Regions from separate parts of the Homo sapiens genome. Here region 2 is linked to region 1. A link is a contact called in ENCODE Hi-C data. All regions are on one chromosome and are shown on one strand. Each heading gives the region's core, a stretch centred on a gene start or an enhancer-like site at or near the end of the contact. The rest is flanking DNA. Distances are from core to core; before and after follow the strand shown. Region 1 holds the start of LINC01995 (long intergenic non-protein coding RNA 1995). Region 2 has its middle 38 kb from the start of LINC02031.

Region 1 (2,700 bases), core at 56-2,555:
ACCTCCCAACCTGCAGCCATGGTGAGCTACTTAAAGTTCTCGAAACTCCCCACACACACCTTCACCTCCAGGCCTTCAGGGGTCCTCTCCTTCCCTGAACTTCTCCCTTTAGACTCCCCCTCACTGATTCCTGTTTTGGCCTTAAGTTCTCAGCCTATGTGGAAGCGTGTCCTGACTTTAGAAGATTTGGTTAGGGGCCTGCTCATGTGTTCTATGAAGTTCCAGTACTTACCCTTATCAGAGTTTTCATCAAATATCATTGCAATAGACTACGTGCTTGTACCCCCACCACAGAGCCTTTCACATAGTAAGTCCTCAGTTAAGTATTTGTTAAGTAGGTTTCTTTTGTTTGTTTGTTTGCTTTTTGAGACAGAGTTTTGCTCTTATTGCCAGGCTGGAGTGCAATGGCTCAATCTCAGCTCATTGCAAACTCCACCTCTCAGGTCGAAGCGATTCTCCTGCCTCAGCCTCCCGAGTAGCTGGGATTACAGGCATGCACCACCACACCCGGCTGATTTTTTGTATTTAGTAGAGTCGGGGTTTCACCATGTTGGTCAGGCTGGTCTCGAACTCCTGACCTCAGGCAATCCACCCACCTCGGCCTCCCAAAGTGCTGGGATTACAGGCTTGAGCCACCATGCCTAGCCTAAGTAGGTTTCTTTTCTATCTGTCAGAGTACTTAGAACAATGCTAGGATCATCTTCACTTACCAATATAAACAGACACATTGATCATAAAAGTTATCTTTAATAAGCTTCATCAGGCTGGGCGTGGTGGCTCCTCCCTATAATCCCAGCACTTTGGGAGGCCAAGGAGGGCAGATCACCTGAGGTCAGGAGTTCAAGACCAGCCTGGCCAACATGGTGAAACCCTGTCTCTATTAAAAAATACACAAATTAGCCAGGCATGGTGGTACGTGCCTGTAATCCCAGCTACTCGGAAGGCTGAGGCAGGAGAATCACTTGAACCCAGGAGGCGGAGGTTGCAGTGAGCTGAGATCATGCCACTGCACTCCAGCCTGGATGACAGAGCAAGACTCTGTCTCAAAATAATAATAATAATAATAATAATAATAATAAGCTTCATCAACTTTAGAAACTGCCATTAACCAGCCAACCACAGAACAGATACAGGCCTAAAGAAACACATCAGCACTCACCATCCTGCCATATTGTCCTGGAGAATAAAATCATGGAAGTTGTAAAGAGATCATTTTACCAAGTTTCTACTGAAATTTCTACTGAAGAAACATTTTCTAGCTTACTTATGCATCTTCAAGGCTGTCCCTTCCATCTGAAGGCTGAATAACATGGTGGGAGGAGTGTCATGGGGAGATAAACACCATATAACCATTAAGAATGACTGGAAAGATTTACATAGTGAAGTCACAATGGGCTTGTGGAAGGTTTGGGGACATAAATATTTAGAAAATGTTTTATTTATGATTAAGAAAAACTGTGAGGTTTACCAACCCTTTTACCTCTATATTGCATGTGGGGGTGGGTGTATGGAGGTGAGCTGAGGAGTTCTCAGCCGTTGTGTTTTATGACTCACAATAATTAGCTAAGAATTGCTCTTCTTTCTCTACTCTGATTTTACCCAGTGTTTTACCCAGCCATTCTCTCTCGCACATCACCTGCTACTACATGAAAATCTCAGATATCTCAGCTCTGATCACAAATGCTTTTTTTTCTGGAATATCCATCTCAATCCATTTCTGACTATATTTCACTTTCTCCAGATTTTTGATCCCATTTTGACTCCCAGTTTTAGTTCCCATTATTGCCATTTGGATCCTAGAACTTGTTTCTCCTCGGTTTCCCCTTGATATTCTTTTAGAACTTTGGTATGCTCGGTATTTGACTAATCTACGACTAGACCCCAATTCTCCTGTATGAGCAATTGTTTTTGTCTCTCTCTTACTAGAAATACATAGTTCATACACATCATGAGCCAACTTTAAAAAATAAATAGCCATTCTAGAGCCAAATATTCATGGTGGACTTTTGGCCACCTAAGCCACAAACAACACAGTGGACTATGTTTCCCAAAGTGCAGGACCTGCACTGTGTGGGGACATGCCCCAGGAGGAGAGCAGTATGCAGTGGTACACTGGCATGGCATTAAATGCCACTGGTCCACAAAGTGAGAGAGTCGTTCTCTTTTCAGTTCTCTTTCAGTCCTTCTGATCACGGTAAGAACAGAGTCTCAGTGCTCATCTTGAACGCCTTTCCTACACTTTACAACACCTGTAACACGAAATACCTTTCCTACAGTTTACAACACCTGTAACACGAAATAATGTAACATCAATTGCTTGCATTTATTTAATTTTTGTAGTTACTTTGTCTTTATGGTAAATTGCATTTGTGTACCATTTATAGACGTGATATTTTTGTAGCAATTAATTTCTTTTGCAAGTAGATTATATTTAAAAGGAAAGTCCGTATAAAGAAAATACTATTTAAACAACAGTTTAGGTATTTGTAGCATGTAGCTGTGATAAAAATCATGACAGTGGTTACAAATAGCTGGATTTTGATAAATAATGAAAAGGCCAAAGTTGTAGATGAAAATTACAAATTAGCACAGGCGGCAGTAATAGTTTAGATATTTTCTGGCTCTCAAAATATCAGATTTTTTAAAATCAGTATTTTTTACTAATTGTCTAAGCATTTTTAATGTCATGAAAAAAATAGA
Region 2 (2,700 bases), core at 154-2,653, 180 kb after region 1:
AATTGACAGATCTTTCTTTGGTATGATACCAGGCTCAAGATCCTGTGCTTGTCAGACTAAGACTAAGATTGTACTACCTTTTTACTCCATGTGTTATATCCTGAAAAAAATTCCAAGTCCAGGGAAAAACTTGATAAATAGAAGAATGAAAATGTGCTGTCCAAAATATGTAAAAATACCACAAAACAGATTGTAGAGTATTGTCTATAGCCATTTAACTTGCATGTGTGATAAAGAGTATCATCCAAATATAACCTTATGAAATTTTTTTTAACTTCTAGAAGTCAAAAAGTACCCAAACACACACACATACACACAAACTTATGCTTTGTAGACGGGAGGGAGGTTTGCCATATGTGCGACAAACCGAAGGTTAAATCCTTATTACCTAAAACACAGCTTATAAATTCATAAGAAAAAGATAACTTATCATAATAAATGAATAATATTAAGCAATTCACAAAACAAGAAATTCAAATGTTCTACTAACTTTTTATTCTTTTATTCATTCAATCAATATCTATTGGGCATTTGGTATGTGCTCAGCATAATACAAGACACCAGGTACATGGTGATGAGCAAAAACTGGCCCTTCTCTGTAATTATTCGCAATATAATATTAAACCCAACTTACAATAAAAGAAATTCAAAATAAAATGGTGCCAGGGAATAATCAGACAAGTGTAGAATTGCATACAAAAATATTAATTGAGCTATTATAATAAGGAAAACTTGAAACTACCTTAATGTTTATTAATTCACTGTAAGTTAAATAAATGGATATAGACACTAAATTTGTCCCTAAAAATATGTAATGTCATTGGACAATTCCCACTGCAAAATATGATGGAAAAAAGCATGTGATACTGATGTTTAGATATATGCAAATTTCATATTTTCTACAGTAAAAGTATTATTCTAATAATTAAGGAAAACGCTTTTTAAACAACCAACATGAATGCTTTTGACAGGGATGCCATCGTGTAAGTTAATTGCCAAATAAACTAAATAAACTTTTTTTTTTACTATTATTCTTCAGTTGACAAATAAAAACTGTATAATTTACATTGTATGACATAATGTTTTGAAATATACATAAATATGCTTTCTTGGATGCTCACAATTTGGGTACACTTTGGAGCATACTGGAAAATGCTCCTAACGTTGGAAGCAACACAGTCCCCTTACTTGAGCGATAAAATGTTACTTTGTTCCTTAAATTAAAGAAAGGTTCGAAGTTTAGTTTGACATTCACCTCTGCCTTTATAAAACAAACACAGCCTATAAAATAACTTAAACGCCCAGAGTGCCGAGTTTCGTCGGGCCCTGGCTGCGCCGGGCCGAGCCCTGCCCCGCGGAGGTCGCCGCCCAGCACGGTCTGCAGATGGCAGCCTCTCGCGGAAAGCCCCGCAACGCCGCTTCCTGCCTGGGGGCGGCACTTGGGGCCCGCGCCGGGGTTTCAGAAACCTGTTCGAGCCGTTCCTTTATGGCGGAACGTTCTTATTTAGTAAATATTTATTCCACTCCCCGAGGACCCAGCACTAATCACTGCCACTTCTCTTTAATAATAAATGGTGAACTTCAAATGCGGCAGAACTCAGCCGGCTAATCAGTGCTCGCCGGGAGGTGCAAAACTGTCTGAAGCCCACCGGTGGACATGAAAGACGGAACATTTCCTGTTCCAGCTCTCGGTGGCCCAGAATAAACTTCAGCCGAATGAGAGGATGTCTAGGCGGCCGCCCCCCGCGCGCCGGCCCGGGAGCCCGGGTTCCATCTGCCCGCGGCCCGGAGGTGCGCCCCTGCCCGCTTCGCCCCGGGGACCCTCGGAACCCGCGGCTCTGCCCTCCACACAATCTGGGCTGCCGCTCCCTTGGGCTTTTCGTGAAAGCTTCCTTTTAAATTCGCTGTTTGGTCGCAAGCCATTTAGCCCTTTCCGTGGGCCCGGGCGAGGGGCGGAGAGCGGAGAGCGACCCGAGCTCCTGGGAACCTGGGGGCTCCGCGCTGGGGACTCCAGGCCGCCCGCCTCGGCTCTGGCCAAGGGGTCAGCACGTGGGGTGGCGTTTGCCCCAGCATTCCAGCCCTTTGGTCTCCAAAGGCTTTTTGTATTCACTAGGGAAGGTAAGGGCCGCCCCTTTAATGGTTGCATTTTGGAATGTAACAAACTATGAGGACCACCCGGTACGCTTGCGTTGGCATCATACGAGCCCCGCGGTCCCACCGTCACCCACGGCTGATTTGGAAATGCCACGGGGCCTTTGGACATATGGAAAGACTTTTGGCCCAGACACAATAATAAAAATATTCAAAACGTCTTGAGACATAACTCATTTATCTACAATTCTGTTTACTCAAGGTGTAATTTTCATTCTATATTGCCCATTCTGGTGAAGACATGAGTGTTTGAAGCGGGCTGACTATAGTTTTATGATAAGCCATATTTTAGCTTTAAATAAGAACTGCATTGCCTCCAAAGTATTCCATCTTTTGTGTAACAGAGACCCACAGATCCTAAGTGAAATTTGTTCTCAAATTTAACACATTTCTGTAACATATTTAAACCTGAGTTAATTTAGAATGGGTTGCTGGCACCACTGGGATTGATACTGAAATGGTTTTGCCTCATTCACATCGAGCCCTGCAAATGTACTTTAAATTCTACGCTCTTAATAATCCCTAGGCATGGAGAAAAGATTGGAAGTT

The links. Hi-C counts contacts between places; a loop is a spot of excess contacts on that map. Pooled maps may share reads with other maps.
Region 2: a map with no recorded cell type shows a loop between it and region 1 (6-fold over the local background). The contact joins the enhancer-like site here to the promoter of LINC01995 in region 1. A Hi-C loop is called at or near these places in 13 of 168 maps with a recorded cell type or tissue (A673, Caco-2, Calu3 and 10 more), 29 of 37 single-sample maps with no recorded cell type and 14 of 50 pooled maps.

The regions. Positions count from the first base shown.
Region 1 is chr3:182,505,819-182,508,518 of GRCh38, forward strand. LINC01995 (long intergenic non-protein coding RNA 1995) reads right to left here and starts at 1,306. Exons shown (of 4, transcript NR_134941.1): 1 at 1,265-1,306.
Region 2 is chr3:182,680,993-182,683,692 of GRCh38, forward strand. No RefSeq gene overlaps it. Among named protein-coding and RNA genes, the nearest start is that of LINC02031, 38 kb to the left of the region's middle. RefSeq lists silencers at 1,270-1,339, 1,750-1,819 and enhancers at 1,490-1,539, 2,664-2,700. Within about 2 kb of position 1,404, at least 4 of the 41 ENCODE cell types and tissues checked have a DNase peak (open chromatin) inside an H3K27ac peak, as active enhancers do; they include OCI-LY7, where a contact is called at or near this core.